Regions from separate parts of the Homo sapiens genome. Here region 2 is linked to region 1. Evidence: read pairs that join two places in POLR2A ChIA-PET (ENCODE). Cell type or tissue: HepG2. All regions are shown on one strand. Each heading gives the region's core, and the rest is flanking DNA. Links, peaks and the distances in the headings are about the cores only. Region 1 overlaps CHP1 (calcineurin like EF-hand protein 1). Region 2 has its middle 23 kb from the start of INO80.

The links. ChIA-PET counts read pairs that join two places held together with the same protein. Peaks named below come from ENCODE experiments on the same cell type or tissue, not always from the same donor. Only the 100,000 strongest peaks of a DNase experiment are listed, where the experiment ranks them.
Region 2: POLR2A ChIA-PET joins it to region 1 with 6 read pairs; 2 of 35 experiments call an interaction of 5 or more read pairs at or near these places.

What each region holds. Positions count from the first base shown.
Region 1 is chr15:41,244,588-41,255,277 of GRCh38, forward strand. The region is part of intron 2 of CHP1 (calcineurin like EF-hand protein 1); the gene reads left to right. Among named protein-coding and RNA genes, the nearest start is that of CHP1, 19 kb to the left of the region's middle. RefSeq lists a silencer at 4,310-4,510. In HepG2, for the core only: no CTCF peak of the experiment used is centred there; a DNase peak (open chromatin) is centred at 5,324.
Region 2 is chr15:41,133,897-41,144,586 of GRCh38, forward strand. No RefSeq gene overlaps it. Among named protein-coding and RNA genes, the nearest start is that of INO80, 23 kb to the left of the region's middle. In HepG2, for the core only: no CTCF peak of the experiment used is centred there; a DNase peak (open chromatin) is centred at 1,875.

The DNA of each region.
Region 1 (10,690 bases), core at 1,877-9,876:
TGCTACTAGTGCCTAGTGGGTTGTGGCCAGAGATGCTGCTAAACATCCTACAGTGCACAGGACAGCCCCCATGACAAATAATTATTCTGGTCTAGATGTCGGTAGTGCCAAAATTGAGAAACTCTGGTCTAGGTAAGTATATGATATCAGAGTGATGTAATGCTATATTGTTTTATGTTTGTAATTGTCTTACCATAATCAAATGAAATATTCTTTACCATTATCTCCCACACTAACTCTCAGTAGCAACCTTTCTTATGCTGTGGTTCTTCATCTTTGATTGGCATGTAATGAAGCTGTTGCCCTTCCTTTTGGCTGGCATGAAGCAGCTTAGGACTTCTTTAGAAAGTTTCTAGCACAGGTGTTGGATGTAGCATAAAGGGGGAAGGAATACAGTTGCTAAGCCTTTGGACGTAATCATCACCCCAAATGGAAACCCCATACTCATTAAGCATGGGGTTAAGCATACCTATTAAGCATACGTATTTCCCCCTTCTCTCATCCCCTGGCAACCATAAATCTACCTTCTTTTTCTCTCTGGACAATTCATATAAATGGAATTATATGGCCCTCTCATAACTGACTTCTTCTGGCTGGACACGGTGGCTCATGCCTGTAATTCTAGCACTTTGGGAGGCCAAGGCGGGCGGATCACCTGAGATCAGGAGTTCGAGACCAGGCTGGCCAACATGGGGAAACCCCGTCTCTATTAAAAATACAAAAATTAGCGTGGCGTGGTGGTGGGCGCCTGTGCGTGGTGGTGGGCGCCTGTAATCCAAGCTACTCAGGAGGCTGAGGCAGGAGAATTGCTTGAACTTGGGAGGTGGAGGTTGCAGTGAGCCCAGATTGTGCTGCTGTATTCCAGCCTGGGCGACAGAGAGAGACTTTGTCTCAAACAAACAAACTGACTTCTTCTACTTAACATGATGTTTTTAAGGTTCATCCATGATGTAGCATATACCAGTACTTCATTCCTTTTTATGGCTGAATAAATAGTCTGTCATATGGATATGCCACATTTGTGTATCCATTCAGCAGTTAGTAAACATTTGAGTTTACACCTTTTGAGTATTGCAAATAGTGTTGCTTTAAACATTTTTGGGTGCACATATGTTTTAATTTCTCTTGGACGTATACCTAGGAGTGGAATGGTGGGTCATATGAGTTGTCTTTTCACTCTCTTTGTAGTGTTCTTTAAAGCACAAAAGTTTTTAATTTTGATGAAGTCCAGTTTCTTTAATATTTCTTTCAGTGCTTGTGCTTTTGGTATCATATATAAGAAACCATTGCCAAATCCAGTGTCCCAAAGGCTTATCCTATATCTTCTTGTAAGGGCTTTATGGTTTTAGTTCTTATATTAAGGTCTTTTGATTTATTTTGAGTTGGTTTTGTATATGGTGTCAGAGAAGAGTCCAACATCATTTTTTTTTGCATGTGGATATCCAGTTGTACCAGCACCATTCGTTGAAGACGCTATTAAAACTATGTGAATTTACACTTGAAAAATAACTAGACTAGAAATCCCTATTTGTAATTTTAGCTCCAATACTTAAAAATTCCTTTGAGTTTATACTTGCCTCATAAATTCAGACTTAACCACCCAGTAAAGACTTAAAATTTATATTCTGAGTTCTTTTCTTCTTTGTAGAAAGTGGGTGGTTTCTAAATGTGTGTGTTTTTATCATGTTTGCTGTGTGCTGGAAAATAATCGAAAAGTTTTTTTTTTAATGAGCTGTTTCTTTTTTTTTTAAGATGGAGTTTCACTCTTGTTGGCCAGGCTGGAGTGCAATGGTGTGATCTCGGCTCACTGCAACCTCTGCCTCCCGGGTTCAAGTGATTCTCCTGCCTCAGCTTCCTGAGTAGCTAGGATTACAGGCGCATGACACCACGCCCTGCTAATTTCTGTATTTTTAGTAGAAACGGGGTTTCACCATCTTGGCCAGGCTGGTCTCAAACTCCTGACCTCGTGATCCACCCGCCTTGGCCTCCCAAAGTGCTGGGATTAAAGGTGCGAGCCACCGTGCCTGGCCAAAAAGCTTTTTTTTTTTTTTTTTTTTTTTTTTGAGAGAGAGTCTCGCTCTGTAGCCCATGGTCTCGATATCCTGACCTCGTGATGCACCTGCCTGGCTAACGCAGTGAAACCCCGTCTCTATTAAAAATACAAAAAATTAGCTGGGCGTGGTGGCAGGCGCCTGTAGTCCCAGCTACTCGAGAGGCTGAGGTAGGAGAATCACTTGAACCTGGGAGGCGAGATCACGCTACTGCACTCCAGCCTGGGAGACACAGCTAGACTCCATCTCAAAAAATTAAAAAAAAGCCCGGGTGTGGTGGCTCACACCTGTAATCCCAGCACTTTGGGAGGCTGAGACGGGCGGATCACAAGGTCAGGAGGTCGAGACCATGGGCTACAGAGCGAGACTCTGTCTCAAAAAAAAAAAAAAAATGTTGAAAACTTTCCAGGCGTCAGTGTAGCCTGCTCCTTAAAATCTAAGTAAGGGCCAAGCGCAGTGGCTTACACCTGGCTGTAATCCAGCACTTTGGGAGGCCAAGGCAGGTGGATCACTTGAGGCCAGGAGTTTGAGATCGGCCTGGCCGACATGGTGAAACACCATCTTTACGAAAAATACAAAAATTAGCTGGGTGTGGTGGCGCATGCCTGGAATTCCAGGTACTTGGGAGGTTGAGGCAGGAAAATTGCTTGAACCCGGGAGGCGGAGGTTGTAGTGAACCAAGATTGCAGCACTGCCCTGCACCCTGGGCAACACAGTGAGATCCTGCCTTTAAAAAAAAAAAAAATTCTGGCCGGTTGTGGTGGCTCACTCTTGTAATCCCAGCACTTTGGGAGGCCGAGATGGGTGGATCAGCTGAGGTCAGGAGTTCGAGACCAGGCTGGCCAACATGGTAAAACCCCGTCTCTACTAAAAATACAAAAAAATTAACCAGGTGTGGTGGCGCACGCCTGTAATCCCAGCTACTTGGGAGGCTGAGGCAGGAGAATCACTTGAACCCGGGAGGTGGAGGTTGCAGTGAGCCGAGATCGTGCCACTGCACTCCAGCCTGGGCAGCAGAGCAAGACTCCATCTTAAAATAAATAAATAAATAGGGCCGGGCGCGGTGGTTCACGCCTGTAATCCCAGCACTTTGGGAGGCCGAGGCAGGCAGATCATGGGGTCAAGAGAAGACCAACCTGGCTAACACAGTGAAACCCCGTCTCTACTAAAAATACAAAAAATTAGCTGGGAGTGGTGGTGGGTACCTGTAGTCCCAGCTACTCGGGAGGCTGAGGCAGGAGAATGGTGTGAACCCGGGAGGCGGAGCTTTCAGTGAGCCGAGATCACACCACCATACTCCAGCCTGGGCGACAGAGCAAGACTCCGTCTCAAATAAAAAAATAAATAAATAAAATAAATAAATAAATAAATAAGTATCTAAGTAAGATTTGCTCAATCTGTAAGTTACCATTTCACAGCCTGTGGAAAACCAGCAGACTAGCTCACTCATTTGGTAGGTATTTACTGACTATCTATGATGTGCCAGACACTGTTCTCCATGCTGGCAATATTTTTTTTTTTTTTGTAAGAGACAGGGTCGCACTCTGTCTCCTAGGCTGGAGTGTAATGGCACCATCACAGCTCACTGCAACCTCAACCTCCTGGGCTCAGACAGTTCTCCCACCTCAGCTGCCCAAGTAGCTAGGACTACAGGCATGCATCACTATGCCTGGCTAATTTTTTTTTCTTTTTACTTTTAGCAAAAAAGCAAAAAAGCGCACATTATGTGGTACAATGGAATAGTTTCTTCTAGGTATTCAAGGTAGCTTGGTGCTTCTCCTGTTATTTTTATTTTATTTTCATTTTTTGTGGAGACACAGTCTCACCTTGTTGCCCATGCTGGTCTCAAACTCCTGGGCTCCATCAGTCCTCCCGCCATGGCCTCCCAAAGTACTGGGATTATAGGCATAAGCCACTGTACCTGGCCTGAAAGCTCTAGGTCTTAAACCTGTTCTTTGATCTCTATCATGGTGTGGATTGAAATATAAGAAAGGTTGGGCGAGGAGACTCATGCCTGTAATCCCAGCACTTTGGGAGGCTGAGGTGAGAGGATTCCTTGAGGCCCGGAGTCTCAAGACCAGCCTGAGCAACATAGTGAAACCCCGTCTCTACAAAAAATAAAAATAAATGAGAGAAGCACCAAGCTACCTTGAATACCTAGAAGAAATTAGCCAATTGTACCACATAATGTGCCACATAGTAAACGAGTAATATATTTTATGTAAATCGTTTTGTCAGACCCACCCACTACTGGGATTTCACTCTGGCTGTGCCTCCTGACAATTATCTTCTTAGCCTGTGGCCATCCGATTAAATTGTCTTCCCCTTCTCTCAGCCCTCTCCTCTTCTACCCCCTCTAGCCTTAGAAATGAGTTGGCCTAACTGGGAACTCTTCTCTAGTAGAATGATCCAGTTCTCTCCAGCCTTTGTTGCCAAACTCAGCTTAAGGCCTGTCTTGATGTTTCCAGGACCCATCAGAGTGCTCATCCGAATACAAGTGGCTTCCAATCTTTTGTTACCTGGAACAGCTTCCACCTTCTTTTTTTGGTTTTTGTTTTTGAGACAGGGTCTGACTCTATTGCCCAGGCTTGATTGCAGTGGCACCATCACGGCTCACTGTAGCCTCCCACCTCAGCCTCCTGAGTAGCTGGGACTACAGGCACGTGTCACTGCCTGGCTAACTTTTGTATTTTTTGTAGAGAGGAGGTCTCGCCATGTTCCCCATGACTGGTCTCGAACTCCTGAACTCAAACCATCTGCCTGCCTCAGTCTCCCAAAGTGCTGGGACTACAGATGTGTGCCACCATGCCTGGCCTTCACCTTCTTTTTTTTTTTTTTTTTTTTTTTTTTTTGAGATGGAGTCTCGCTCTGTCGTCCAGGCTGGAGTGCAGTGGCACGATCTCGGCTCACTGCAACCTCCGCCTCCCGGGTTCATGCCATTCTCATGCCTCAGCCAACCGAGTAGCTGGGACTACAGGTGCCCGCCACCACACCCAGCTAATTTTTTGTATTTTTAGTAGAGACGGGGTTTCACTGTGTTAGCCAGGATGGTTTTGATCTCCTGACCTTGTGATCCACCTGCCTTGGCCTCCCAAAGTGCTAAGATTACAGGCGTAAGCCACTGCGCCCGGCCTCGCCTTCACCTTAAGAAGGCAGTTGTAGTTATTAGGAGAAAGATTTTCACTTCAACAATTTTTTTTTTTTTTTTTTACTTTCCTCTTTCAAGGTGCTCCATGTCTGGGCCTGAAGCCAAATTCTGCAGAGTGAGAGGCTACAGTGTACAGTCTGGGGCATTCTGCATTCCTTTGTAGTGATCAGCTCCAGTGGAACATAAGGCAGAACTGTGGAAGGCTTTGGTTAGAATGGAGCTTCTTCAGAGTGCTTTCAGAGACTCACTCCGAAGCATGCTTTATAGAACAGTCATTCCTTGGTCTATCAATAGGTGTTATGTTAAAAAAAAAAAAAAAAAGCAAAAAGTTATTGACTAAAATTTGTGAAAACCTTGGTCAACAAGGTTAAATAGGCTACCTAATTACTAGATTTCACCACATCTTTAATTTACCTGGGTGAATTGGGAACATTCAAGGGAGAAGTGTTTGCCAAATTGATTTGCAATTTCCCTGTCTGCCTTTTTACATGGACCATCTCTTCAGATTGATATTTCACGGAATATAAATATACACTGTAACCTTATAAACCTTACTTTCTTCAGATGCCATTATTTTGGGTAAGATATTTCTACCATTGCCATAGAGATTGTTTTTTCTAAAAAGGCAGCTTAGGCCAGGCGCAGTGGCTCATGCCTGTAATCCCAGCACTTTGGGAGGCCGAGGCAGGGGAATCGCTTGAACCCGGGAGGCGGAGGTTGCAGTGAGCCAAGATCATGCCATTGCACTCCAGCCTGGGCAGTAAGAGTGAAATTCCATCTCAAAAATAAATAAATAATAAATAAATAAATAATAAAGAGGAGGAGAAGAAATAATTTTTAAAATAGGAACAAAATCCAGGTGAGGTTTCTTACCAAAAAAAAAAAAAAGGAACAGAAGCAAACTTCCCAGCTAAAGGGCCCATTTTTAGTCTAAGAAGGTTCACCTAATGCTGAACAATGAATAATAAAGAATACTTCACAATAAGATATATATAGATGAAATTTCAGAATATCAAGAGGAGATATTTAAGACTTTCTTTCTTTCTTTCTTTTTTTTTTTTTGAGACAGAGTCTCGCTCTGTCACCAGGCTGGAGTGCAGAGGCACAATCTCGGCTCACTGCAGCCAAGTTCACCGCTTCCGGGTTCAAGTGATTCTCCTGCCTCAGCCTCCAGAGTAGCTGCAATTATAGGCGTGCACTACCACGCCCAGTGAATTTTTTTATTTTTAGTAGAGACGGGTTTCACCATGTTGGCCAGGATGGTCTCGATCTCTTGACCTTGTGACCCACCCACCTCAGCCTCCCAAAGTGCTAGGATTACAGGTGTGAGCCACTGTGCCTGGCCCAGAGGATGTTTTTAAAGCAAACTTTATTGAAGTATAACATACAGAAAAGTGCACAAATCAAAAGCATTGGACATGATAAATTTTCACCAAGGGAAGACTATCCAGCCTCCAGATGAAGAAACTGATTATTACCAATACCCAGAAGCTTCCCTTATGCTCCTTTTGTCTTTACCTGCTCCCCTCCCCAAAGGGTAATCATTATCCTGCCTTGTAACTCCATAGATTACATCAGAACAAAGAATATTTAAAGAAGAGAAACCATCTTTGTGTTCAGATACTGACCAGGCTCTTACCTTAACCTGACCTGCAAAAGACCACTTTAGGACCCCTGGGGTCCCCAACCTCTGGGTTGCAGACCAGTACCAGTCTGTGGCCAGTTAGGAACCGGGCTACACAGCAGGAGGTGAACAGAATGCAAGTGAGCATTATCACCTGAGCACCGCCTCCGGTCAGATCAGTGGCGGCACTAGATTCTCATAGGAACAGAAACCCTATTGTGAACTGCCCATGTGAGGGATCTAGACTGAGTGCTCCTTATGAGAATCTAATGCCTGCTGATCTGAGGTTGAACAGTGTCATCCTGAAACTATCCTGTCTACCCCCAGGAGAAAAATTATTTTCCATAAAACTGGTCCCTGGTCCCAAAAAGGCTGGGGATCGCTGCCAGCTGCCTTTTTTTTTTTTTTTTTAATTAGAGACAGGGTTTCCCTATGTTGCCCAGGCTGGTCTCGGACTCCTGGGTTGGGATTACAGGCACATGCCACTATGCCTGGCTTATTTTGTATTTTTAATAGAGACAGGGTTTCTCCATATTGGTCAGGCTGGTCTCAAACTCCTGACCTCAGGCGATCTGCCCACCTTGGCCTCCCAAAGTGCTGGGATTATAGGCGTCAACCACCACGCCTGGCCATCTTATCCATTTAATTTAAAAATACTGATTAAGTGCTTTAGCTAATGGAAATTTTTGTCATTTCAGTGTTAATAAATATGTTGTACCATATGCTTAACCTCTCATACTACTTAAAATGGAAAGCTGTATTTTCTTTTCTTTTTTTTTTTTGAGACAGAGTCTCGCTCTGTTGCCCAGGCTGGAGTGGTACAATCTTGGCTGACTGCAACCTCCGCCTCCCGGGTTCAAGCAGTTCTCTGCCTCAGCCTCCCAAGTAGCTGGGATTACAGGCACCCGCCACCACGCCCGTCTGATTTTTGTATTTTTAGTAGAGACGGGGTTTTACCATCTTGGCCAGGCTCGTGTCTAACTCCTGACCTCATGATCCACCCACCTCGGCCTCCCAAAGTGCTGGAATTACAGGAGTGAGCCACCACGCCCGGCCTGGAAAGCTGTGTTTTCTAATTGAATGTGTGTTCCAGTGGGTATGTCCTATTAACAGATTTTAATCTCCTCATTATGTACAAGTCAACTAAAGCAACAACCTGTGGGTGCTTGAGATAGAAGTTACCTGTGAGGCTGAATCTCTCTGTAAGAGAAGGGACTTGCACAGTGAAGGTGAGCAGTATAGAGGGATGGCATGTCTGGTTACTAACAGTCTAAAAACCCTGGTTTTTCTAAGCATCCCTGTGCCCTTGAATGTTTGGAAAACCACTCCCCATTGGAAATTTCTTGGCCACAAAGAATGCCATCGTACATGGCTCTGTTCTCAGAATTGACTACTACCAGTGATACTGTCTTTTTCTAAAAAAATCTTCAAGGAAGGTTTTCCTAGGTATACCATGAGGCAGAACATAATGTTGGTATGCTTTTCAGTGAATCCACACAAATCTGTATTTCACATGGTTTTTTTTTTTTTTTTTTTTTTTTTTTTTTGAGATGGAGTCTCACTCTGTCACCAGGCTGGAGTGCAGTGGCGCAATCTTGGCTCACTGCAACCTCCACCTCCCAGGTTCAAGTGATTCTCCTTTCTCAGCCTCCAGAGTAGCTGGGACTACAGGCTCGCGCCACCATGCCCAGCTAATTTTTGTGTTTTTAGTAGAGACGGGGTTTCACCATGTTGGCCAGGATGGTCTTGATCTCTTGACCTCGTGATCCACCTGCCTCAGCCTCCCAAAGTGCTGGGATTACAGGCGTGAGCCACTGTGCCCGGCCTTCGGATGGATCTTATGCTTGTGGTGTTTAGGCCACTTTGGAGTATTTATTTTTTTCTATTAGGTTTATGTTGATGGGTAAATTTGAGAATCTAAGTTTTAGAGAAACTGCCCAGATCTACATTCTACTATAAAGCAACCAGTAATAATAACTTGTTCGTATATTATTTATTTAACAGTTGACAAAGTATTTATTTATTTATTTATTTATTTATTTATTTATTTATTTATTTATTTTGAGACGGAGTCTTGCTCTGTCACCAGGCTGGAGTGCAGTGGCGCAATCTTGGCTCACTGCAACCTCCACCTCCCAGGTTCATGCCATTCTCCTGCCTCAGTCTCCCGAGTAGCTGGGACTACAGGTGCCCGTCACCACGCCTAGCTAATTTTTTGTTTTTTTAGTAGAGACGGGGTTTCACCGTGTTAGCCAGGTTGGTCTTCATCTCTTGACCTCATGATCCTCCCGCCTCGGCCTCCCAAAGTGCTGGGATTACAGGTGTGAGCCACTGCGCCCGGCTGACAAATTATTTTTTATACTCTTTCTGTTTGTTTTGTTTTTTCTGTTTTGAAACAGGGTCTCACTCTGTCACCCAGGCTCGAGGGCAGTGATGTTACCATGGCTCCTTGCAGCCTTGACCTTCTAGGCTCAAACAATCCTCCCGCTTCAGCTTCCCAAGTAGCTGGGACTACAGGCACGTGCCACCATGCCTGGCTAATTTTTTTTTTTTTTTTAAACTTTTTAGAGATGTGGTCTTGCTCTGTTGCCCAGGCTGGTCTCGAACTCCTAGCCTGAAGCAGTTCTTCCACCTTGGCCTCCAAAAGTGCTGGGATTATAGGCTGAGCTGCCATACCCAGCCCTCTTTCTTTTTAACTTTAATACTTTTAGCAATACTGTCCTTGATCTGGGTGACTGGAACTACATTATATATACAATCTAAATTCTAAGAGTAGAGTTAGAAAGTATCAAAGGACAGGTCCATCGGAAGGCCAAGTGTACACCTCCTTATTGAGACTGAAGTTCAGGCTAGGTTGTGCATCACCACTTGATACTAGACTTGGTATTTAAACTGCCTTTTCTCAGCTAAAGTTTCTTAAGCTTGTTAGACATTAAACTGAAGTATGTAGCCATGCAATTCAAATCAGCCTTAGTCTTAATTTAAAAGTGAGTAGTTATTGTTTCTTGACCTCTGTCAGACAGGAGGAGCTACATTTTGATGATAGTGTAGACTTTGTATTACAGAACAAATTATGTAATAAAAGCTTAGTACATGTTTGTTGAATTAAATAATCAGGACCTCGGTAATTTTCTCTTTCATCATCTTAAGCAATCCAGTTATCTTATGAATGACTTCTTCTGGTTCATGCATTGATATAAAATTATTACACTAAATGGTCAAGAAGGACTAGAATCCAGGATGATTGTTCCAGAGCTTTGTGTTCAGTCCACTAGGTCAGTTTCTACCTGTGTCACCAAATGTGGTGGAGAAGAGCTTGCTGAGTTAATTAAGCACCACGTAAACGTTAAACCACAAGAGGAAAAGAGCGTGAAGTCTCCTGGGTACAGTAGGAGTATTTTATTATCTTCCGTCTTTGCTAGCATATATTACAAAGAGGGTGGAGGTATACATTTTATCTGTCTGTAAGTAAACTTCTTGAAGGCAGGAGTAAAATCTAGTTTATAATCTTTTTTTTAACTTTTTATCTGGAAATAATTTTAAACTTGAAGTTACAAGAACAATACAAGATAACTTTTATTCTGATACCCAGATTCACCAATTGTTAACATTTTGTCACATACTTCACTGTTTATTTCCTATAGAAAGGACATTCTCAGATCAAAATCAAGAAAGTTGCATTTTGAAACAGTACCATTATGTAATATTCCATATTTTATATGGTCCATGCTTCATTTTCACATATTATCCAATAATGTCCTTATAGCAGTTTTTTTCCTAGTCCGGGATCATGTGTTGGGTTTTGTTGTGTGTCTCTTTAGCCCCCCCTTGATCTGGAACAATCCTCTGCTTTTCTTTGTCCTCCAT
Region 2 (10,690 bases), core at 1,644-9,643, 110 kb before region 1:
GCAGCCACTCCCAGAGCCCCCAGAGCACTGGCCCAAGGCTCTCTGACTGACTCCTTCCTAGATCTGCTCGGCTTAGCGGCTGAAGACTGATGCTGCCCGATCCCCTCAGAGGCCCCCTGGACCATCACAGACGCCGAGTTTCAGGTAACTCTCACAATGGATGGTAAGTCCATCCTCTTTTTAATCAATACTGGGGCTACCCACTCCGCATTACCTTCTTTTCAAGGGCCTGTTTCCCTTGCCCCCATAACTGTTGTGGTTATTGACGGCCAGTCTTCTAAACCTCTTAAAACTCCCAAACTTTGCTGCCAACTTGGACAATATTCTTTTATGCATTCCTTTTTAGTTATCCCCACCTGCCCAGTTCCCTTATTAGGTCAAGACATTTTAACAAAATTATCCGCTACCCTAACTATTCCTAGACTACAGTCACACCTCATTCCTGCCCTTTTCCCCAGTTCAAAGCCTCCTTTGAATCCTTCCCTTGTGTCTCCCTACCTTCATCCACAAGTATGGGACACCTCTACTCCCTCCTCAGCGACTGATCATGCACCCCTTATCATCCCATTAAAACCTAATCACCCTTACCCCCTTCAACGCCAATATCCCATCCCACAGCAGGCTTTAAAAAGGTTAAAGCCTGTTATCACCCGCCTGTTACAACATGGCCTCTTAAAGCCTACAAACTCTCCTTACAACTCTCCTATCCTACCTGTCCAAAAACTGGACAAGTCTTACAGGCTGATCTAAGATCTTCACCTTATCAACCAAATTGTCTTGTCTGTCCAGCCAAACCCATATACTCTCCTATCCTCAATACCTCCCTCCACAACCCATTATTCTGTTCTGGATCTCAAAAATGCTTTCTTTACTACTCCTTTACACCCTTCATTCCAGCCTCTCTTCGCTTTCACTTGGACTGACCCTGACACCCATCAGTCTCAGCAGCTTACCTGGGCTGTACTGCTGCAAGGCTTCAGGGACAGGCCCCATTACTTCAGTCAAGCCCTTTCTCATGATTTACTTTCTTTCCATCCATATGCTTCTCACCTTATTCAATATTTTGATGACCTTCTACTTTACAACCCCCCTTACAAATCTTCTCAACAGGACACCCTCCTGCTCCTGCAACATCTATTCTGAAAGGGATATCACGTATCCCCCTCCAAAGCCCAAATTTCTTCCTCATCCGTTACCTATCTCGGCACAATTCTTCATAAAAACACACATGCTCTTGGGCCAGGTGTGGTGGCTCACACCTGTAATTCCAGCACTTTGGGAGGCTGAGGCAGGTGGATCATGAGGTCAGGAGATCAAGACCATCCTGGCTAACACGGTGAAACCTCATCTCTACTAAAAATACAACAACAACAAAAAATTAACCAGGCATGGTGGCATGCACCTGTAGTCCCAGCTACTCGGGAGGCTGAGGCAGGAGAGTCCCTTGAACCCAGGAGGCGGAGCTTGCAGTGAGCTGAGATCATGCCACTGCACTCCAGCCTGAGCAACAGAGCGAGACTCTGTGTCAAAACAAACAAAACAACAACGAAAAACACACGTGCTTTCCCTGCTGATCATGTCCGGCTAATCTCCCAAATTCCAACCCCTTCTACAAAGCAACAACTCCTTTCCTTCCTAGCCATGATTGGGTACTTTTGTCTTTGGATACCTGGTTTTGCCATCCTGACTAAACCATCATATGTACTCACAAAAGCAAACCTAGCTGACCCCATAGATCCTAAATCCTTTCGCCGCTTAGGATTCCATTCCTTAAAACAGCCCTAGAAGCTGCTCCCACACTAGCTCTCCCTAACTCATCCCAACACTTTTCATTACACACAGCCGAAGTACAGGGCTGTGCAGTCAGAATTCTTACACAAGAGCCGGGACCACGCCCTGTAGCCTTTCTGTTCAAACAACTTTACCTTACTGTTTTAGCCTAGCCCTCATGTCTGCATGCAGCAGCTGCCACTGGTTTAATATTTAGAGGCCCTGAAAATCACAAACTATGTTCAACTCACGCTACAGTTCTCATAACTTCTAAAATCTATTTTCTTCCTCACACCTGACACATATACTTTCTGTCCCCCAGCTCCTTCAGCTATACTCACTCTTTGTTGAGTCTCCCACAATTACCATTGTTCCTGGCCCAGACTTCAATCTGGCCTCCCACATTATTCCTGATACCACACCTGACCCCCATGACTGTATCTCTCTGATCCACCTGACATTCACTCCATTTCCCCACCCTTCTTTTCTGTTCCTCACCCCAATCACACTTGGTTTATTGATGGCAGTTCCACCAGGCCTAATTGCCACTCACCAGCAAAGGCAGGCTATGCTATAGTAGCTTCCACATCTATCCTTGAGGCTACCGCTCTGCCCCCTCCACTACCTCTCAGCAAGCCGAACTCATTGCCTTAACTTAGTCTCTCACTCTTGCAAAGGGACTATGCATCAATATTTATACTGACTGTAAATATGCCTTCCATATCCTGCAGCACCATGCTGTTACATAGGCAGAAAGAAATTTCCTCACTACACAAGGGTCCTCCATCATTAATACCTCCTTAATAAAAAGGAGGCATTAAAGCTGCTCAACTTCCAAAGAAGCTAGGGTCATTCACTGCACGGGCCATCAAAAGGCATCAGATCCCATCGCTCAAGGCAATGCTTATGGTAATACGGTAACTAAAGAAGTAGCTAGCCTTCCAACTTCTGTCCCTCACGGCCAGTTTTTCTCCTTCTCATCTTTTCCCTTTACATTTCCAGTTTTGCCTTAAAAAGGTCTCTTCTTCCCCTGTGGCTCCTCCACCTACCTGTGTTTACCTGCTAGCTGGACAGGCACATGCACACTAGTTTTCCTTCCTCCCAAAATTCCATTTGCAAATAGGACCGAACAGCTTCCTCTTCCCCTCATGACACCAACACTTCACCACTGTTTTGTTTTATTTTTCTTATTCACAAAAAAACACAGGAATAGGCCTTGACTTACTGACTGCTGAAAAAGGAGGACTCTGTATATTTTTAAATGAGGAGTGTTGTTTTACCTAAATCAATCTGGCCTGGTATATGACAACATAAAAAAAAAAAAAAAAAAAAAAAACTCAAGGATAGAGCCCAAAAACTTGCCAACCAAACAAGTAATTACACTGAATCCCCTTGGGCACTCTCTAATTGAATGTCTTGGGTCCTCCCAATTCTTAGCCCTTTAATACCTGTTTTTCTCCTCTCTTATTTGGACCTTGTGTCTTCCACTTAGTTTCTCAATTCATACAAAACCGCATCCAGGCCATCATCAATCATTCTATACGACAAATGCTCCTTCTAACAACCCCACAATATCACTCCCTACCCCAAAAGCTTTCCTCAGTTTAATCTCTCCCACTCTAGGTTCCCACGCCACCCCTAATATCACTCGAAGCAGCCCTGAGAAACATCGCCCATTATCTCTCCATATCACCCCCAAAAATTTTCACCACCCCAACACTTCACCACTATTTTATTTTATTTTTCTTATTAATATAAGAAGACAGGAATGTCAGGCCTCTGAGCCCAAGCTAAGCCATCATATCCCCTGTGACCTGCACGTATACATCCAGATGGCCCGAAGCAACAGAAGATCCACAAAAGAAGTGAAAATAGCCAGTTCCTGCCTTAACTGATGACATTCCACCATTGTGATCTGTTCCTGCCCCACCCTAACTGATCAATTGGCTTTGTGACACTACAGGTGTATGCCACCATGCCCAGGTAATTTTTGTATTTTTAGTAGAGATGGGGTTTGGCCAGGCAGGTCTTGAACTCCTTTCCTCAGGTGATCTGCCCACCTCGGCCTCCCAAAGTGCTGGGATTACAAGCGTGAGCAAACTCGCCCAGCCTATACCATTTAAATTGTTTAAAAAACACATATATAAATCTAGCACATAGGAGTTATTTGCTTAAAACCATAAAATATTGGTGAAGAAAATCAAAGAAGTTCTAAGAGAGAGATATCCCATGATTATGGACTATAAGATGCAACATAGTATAGCTGTTAATTCTCCCCAAACTGCTACATATATTTAATTTATTTTTTTAATATTTTTATTTTTTGAGACTGTGTATCACTCTGTTGCCCAGGCTGGAGTGCAGTGGCTCAATCTTAGCTCACTGCAACTTCCGCTTCCTGGTTTCAATTGATTCTTGTGCCTCAGCCTCCTGAGTAGCTAGGACTACAGGCGCTTGCCACTACACCTGGCTAGTTTTTGTATTTTTAGTAGAGATGGGGTTTCACCATGTTGGCCAGGCTGGTCTCGAACTCCTGACCTCAGGTGATCGACCCAACTCGGCCTCCCAAAGTGCTGGGATTACAGGCGTGAGCCACCATGCCTAGTCTATTTTTTATTATTTATTTATTTATTTATTTATTTTTGAGATGAAGTTTCACTCTTGTTTCCCAGGCTGGCGTGCAATGGCAAGATCTCAGCTCACTGCAACCTCCGCCTTCCAGGTTCAAGCGATTCTCCTGCTTCGGCTTCCTGAGTAGCTGGAATTACAGGCATGTGCCACCATGCCTGGCTAATTTTTTTGTAGAGACGGGGTTTCTCCATGTTGGTCAGGCTGATCTTGAACTCCTGGCCTTAAGTGATCCACCTGCGTGGTCAGAATTTTGAGACCAGGCTGGCCAACATGGTAAAACCCTGTCTCTACTAAAAATATAAAAATTAGCCTGGGGTGGTGGCATGTACCTGTACTCCCAGCTACTTGAGTCTGAGGCAGGAGAATTGCTTGAACCTGGGAGGTGGAGGTCGGGGTGAGCCGAAGTTGTACCACTGCACTCCAGCCTGGGTGACAGGGCAAGACTCTGTCTCAAAAGAAAAATAAAATAAAATTAAATTAAAATTAAAATTAAAAAACCAGCAAGATTTATATGATGATACAGGAAAACTTTTTCTAAAAGAAAAGCAAGGCAGGGCACAGTGGCTCATGCCTGTAATCCCAGCACTTTGGGGAGCCAAGGCCAGCAGATCACTTGCGGTTAGGAATTTGAGACCAGCCTGGCCAACATGGTGAAATCCCATCTCTACTAAAAGTACAAAAATTAGCCGGGCATGGTGGTGGATGCCTGTAGTCTCAGCTACTCAGGAGGCTGAGGCAGGAGAATATCTTGAACCCAGGAGGCAGAGGTTGAAGTGAGCTGAGATCGTACCACTGCACTCCAGCCTGGGAGACAAAACAAGACTGTTTCAAAATAAATAAATAAATAAATAAATAAATAAAAGAAAAGCAAAGAAATTGTCAGAGGCATTTGAACAAGAGCGACTCCATCTTGAATAGGGCCTGGATAAATAAGGCTGAGACCTGCTGGACTGCATTCCCAGGAGCTTAGGTGTTCTTAGTCACAGGATGAGATAGGAGGTTGGCACAAGATACAGGTCACAAAAAGTCTGCTGATAAAACAAGATGTGGTAAAGAAGCCAGCCAAAACCTGCCAAAACCAAGAGGGCTATGAAAGTAACCTTTGGGGGCCGGGCGCGGTGGCTCATGCCTGTACTCCCAGCACTTTGGGAGGCCGAGGTGGGCGGATTACCTGAGGTCAGGAGTTCGAGGCCAGACTGGCCAAAATGGTGAAACCTCGTCTCTACTAAAAGTACAAAAATTAGCTGGGCTTGGTGGCAGTCGCCTGTAATCCCAGCTACTTGGGAGGCTGAGGCAGGAGAAATGCTTGAACCTGGGAGTTGGAGGTTGCAGTGAGCCGAGATCGCGCCATTGCACTCCAGCCTGGGAAACGAGCAAAACTCCATCCCAAAAAAAAAAAAAAAAAAAGAAAGAAAGTGACCTTTGGTTGTCCTCACTGCTCATTAAATACTAATTGTAACACATTAGCATACTAAAGAACACTCCCACCAGTACCATGACAGTTTACAAATGCCATGGAAACACCCAGAAATTACCCTATATGGTCTAAAAAGGGGAGGAATCCCCAGTTGTGATTTCTGGGAAATCTCCACCTGTTTTCCAGAAAACTCATGAATAATCCACACCTTGTTTAGCATATAATCCAGAAATAACTATAAGTATACTCAGTTGAGCAGCCTATACATTGCTCCGCCTATGGAGTAGCCACTCTTTATTTACTTTTTTTTTTCACTTTGTAATATTTTAATTTTTAACTTTTGTTGGCACATGGTAGGTGTATTATATATTTATAGGGTACATGAGATTTTTTATTTTCACATTTAAGGTATTACAAATTGGAAGGACACAGTGGCTCACGCCTGTAATCCCAACACTTTGGGAGGCCAAGGTGGGTGGATCACCTAAAGTCACGAGTTTGAGACCAGCTTGGCCCACATGGTGAAACCCTGTTTCTACTAAAAATACAAAAATAAATGGGGAATGGTGGCGGGCGCCTGTAATCCCAGCTACTAGGGATGCTGAGGCAGGAGAATTGCTTGAACCCAGGAGGCAGAGGTTGCAGTGAGCCAAGTTTGCACCATTGCACTCCAGCCTGGGCAACAAGAGCAAAACTCCATTTCAAAAAAAAAAAAAAGATTTTACAAATTGATTTTGTGCTAAGAAAGATGAGCTTTAATTCTCTTGCCCTAACGTTTTTTTCTCCTTTTTTAAAAAAAAAAATTTATTTCCATAGATTTTGGGGGAAAAGTTGGTTACATGAGTAAGTTCTTTAGTGGAGATTTGTGAGATTTTGGTGCACCCATCACCCGAGCAGTATATGCCGAACCCAATTTGTAGTCTTTTATCCCTCAGCCCGTCCCATACTTTTTTTTTTTTTTTTTTTTTTTTTTGAGATGGGATCTCTTGTGCAGTGACACAATCGTGGCTCATTGAAACCTCCACCTCCCAGGATCAAGCGATTCTCCTGCCTCAGCCTCCCAAGTAGCTGGGATTCCAAGCACGCACCACCACACTCAGCTAATTTTTGTATTTTTAGTAGAGATGGGGTTTTGCCAAGTTGGCCAGGTTGTTCTCGAACTCCTGACCTCAGGTGATCTGCTTGCCTCAGCCTCCCAAAATGCTGGGATTACAGGAGTGAACCACCACTCCCAGCCTCATACTTTCTAATAAAATTGCTTTTGCTTTTCTCTGTTGCCTTACCCCAAATTCTTTCTTGTGAGAGGTCCAAGAACTATCTCTTGGGGTCTGGACTGGGAACCGTTTCAGTAATAGAATGAGAATAGCTGAAACAATTTTGAAGATGCAGTATAAAGGGAGAAGAATCAGTCTATCTAATTTCAAAACTTACTAGATAGCTAAATGAATTAATGCTGTATAGTATTGGTGGAGAGATAGACACGCAGATCTTGAAACTGCCTTTCCAAATATTATAACAGTGAGAAAATGACCGGGGCTGGGCGTGGTGGCTCACACCAGTAATCCCAGCAGTTTTGGAGGCCGAGGTGGGTGGATCACCTGAGGTCAGGAGTTCGAGACCAGCCTGACAAATACGGTGAAACCCCTTCTCTACTAAAAATACAAAAATCAGCCAGCTGTGGTGGTGTGCGTCTGTAGTCCCAGCTATTGGGGAGGCTGAGACAGGAGAATTGCTTGAACCTGGGAGGCAGAGGTTGCAGTGAGCCAAGATCACGCCACTGCACGCCAGCCTGTGTGAGCCAGACTCTGTCTCAAAAAAAAAAAAGAAAGGAAGGAAGAAAGAAAATAATGACCCTGTAAGAGGTAAGAACTAACCAACCCCCATCTTGCCTCTAAAGTCCAAACTGGGGGTTCTCTCTCTTGGCTTTGGAGTGCCCCCTCCCTCTGTCTCTGTACAGGGGAGTTTCTTCCTTCTTTCTTCCCCCTTCATCTTGCCTATTAAATTCTCTGCTCCTTAAAAACACAAATAAATAAATAAATAAAGTCCAAAATGTGGCCAGGTGCAGTGCCTCCCCCGGGCAGATAATGAGGTCAGGAGATGGAGACCATCCTGGCCAACATGGTGAAACACCATCTCTACTAAAAATACAAAAATTAGCCAGGCATGGTGGCGGGCGCCTGTAATCCCAGCTGCTCGGAAGGCTGACGCAGGAGAATCCCTTGAACCTGGGAGGCGGAGGTTGCAGTGAGCCGAGATCGTGCCACTGCATTCCAGCCTGAGCAACAGAGGGAGACTCCATCTCAAAAACAAAGCAAAAAAACCCACCAGGTTAGGAGGATGAGATGAATTTTACTAAGGTGTACAGATAAGTGATTACCAGCCATTATTCTGGAGATCACAAAATTTACAAGTTCCCCAATTACTCTTGCAGATAACATCACTATTACAGAACCTAAGATTGGCCTTTTGAGATATTTCTTTTAGGCTTTTGCATTTCTGAGGACCCATAGCCCCACCCGGATCTGTGACTCTTAACTTAACTTCTCCTGTGACCCCACCCAGAAGCTGACTCACCACACAAGGACCGTTTTCCACACCCCTATGAATGCATCCACAACCAATCAGTAGTACCCATTCCCTTGCCTCCCAAACTATCCTTTAAAAACCCTAGCCTCGGCCAGGCACAGTGGCTCATGCCTGTAATCCCAGCACTTTGGGAGGCCGAGGTGGGTGGAAGGCTTGAGGCCTGGAGTTCCAGACCAGCCACGGCCAACATGGTGAAACCCCATCTCTACTAAAAATACACAAATTAGCCAGGCCGTGGTGGCACATGGCTGTAGTCCCATCTACTCAGGAGGCTGAGGATGGCTTGAACCCAGGAGGCAGAGGTTGCAGTGAGCCGGGATTGCGCAACTGCAATCCAGCCTGGGCAACAGAGCAAGATTCTGTCACAAAACAAAACAGAACACAACACAACAAAAACCCCTAGCCTCTGAATTTTCAGAGACTGATTTGATTAAGAATAAAGCTCTGGTCCCCCATTTAGCCAACTCTACATGTATTAAACACTTTACTCCAATTCCCCTGCCTTGATAAATATACCTATGCAAATATCCTGACTCTTAATCAGTTTTATTGACATTTAATTCACATAACAAAATCACCTTTTAGTGGTTTTTAGTAGATTCACAATTTTAGAACATTTCATCACTCCAAAAAGACCACCCATAAAACAAGAGCAAAATTCCATCTCAAAAAAAAAAAAAAAAAAGAAAGAAACATCTAGGCCAGGCATAGTGGCTCACACCTGTATTCCTAGCACATTGGGAGGCTAAGGTGGGCAGATCACCTGAGGTCAGGATGTTACCAGTAGAAGGTGTCCAGGTTCTTGGCATCTCAAACAAAGAATTGGACAAAACGCACAAACAAAGCAAGGAAAGAATGAAGGGATTTATTGAAAATGAAAGTAGCTAGGCAAGGTGACTTGAGCCTGTAATCCCAACACTTTAGGAGGCCAAGGCCGGGGAACACTTGAGGCCAGGAGTTCAAGACCAGTCTGGCCAACAGGCTGAAACCCTATCTCTGCTAAAAGTACAAAAATTAGCCAGACGTGGTGGGCGTGCCTGAATCCCAGCTACTCGGGAGGCTGATGCAGGAGAATGGCTTGAACCCAGGAGGTGGAGGTTGCAGTCAGTCGAGATCATGTCACTGCACTCCAGCCTGGATGACAAAGGAAGACTCTTTCTCAAAAAAAAAAAAAAAAAAAAAAAAGGAAAATGAAAATGCAATCTACAGTATGGGAGGGGGCCTGAGCATAGGGGTTCAAAGGCTCTGCTACAGAATTTTTGGGAGTTTAAATACCCCCTAGAGGATTCCATTGGTTACTTCGGGTACACCCTGTGTAAATGGAGAGGATGAAGTAAAGTTACAAAGTCATGTACAGCATAGGCCCTATGGAGAGGATATTTCCTGTTGTAGCTGAAGTGTGAATCGGCCTTATGTTCTCTGCCTCCAGACCCTATTTTCCTGCCTCATCTCCCCGCTGAGAGATGTGATCCCCATAAATCTTTATGGGAGGCAGAGGGATTAATGGTTTTTTGTTTGTTTGTTTCTTTGTTTTCCTCTAACTGCTTCATTCTGGCTTGGGGCATAGTCCTTACCTATTGGGATCACAGAACTTTTGCCCTGTTCTTTCTAGTGAAGGCAGGGTAACTTCTTTTTTTTTTGAGATGGAGTCTCGCTCTGTCGCCCAGGCTGGAGTGCAGTAGTGCAATCTCTGCTCACCACAACCTCTGCCTCCCGGGTTCAAGTGATTCTCCTGTCTCAGCCTCCCAAGTAGCTGGGATTACAGGCACGCGACCCCATGCCCAGCTAATTTTTCTATTGTTAGTAGAGATGGGGTTTCACTATGTTGGTCAGGCTGGTCTTGAACTCCTGACCTCGTGATCCACCTGCCTCAGCCTTCCAAAGTGCTGGGATTACAGGCATGAGCCACCGCTCCCGGTCCAGCAGGGTAACTTCTTTATGGCCAGGGGTGGTGTCTTCACCTGGAACTGGCTGGAACTTCTGTTGCATGATCATCTGAAACTCGATGGTCTCTAGGCAAGAGGAAATGAATTTGATTAAAAGATTTAATGGAAACTTCAAGGAGTGGATATCTATGCTGTCAGAAATGTTTGTTATAGAGATTTGCAGTAAAAAAAAAAAAAAAAAAAAAAAACACCTGGGCCAGTGCGGTGGCTCATGCCTGTAATCCTAGCACTTTTGGGAGGCTGCGGCGGGTGGATTGCCTGAGCTCTGGAGTTCGAGACCAGCCTGGGCAACACGGTGAAACCCCGTCTCTATTAAAATACAAAAAAATTAGCCAGGTGT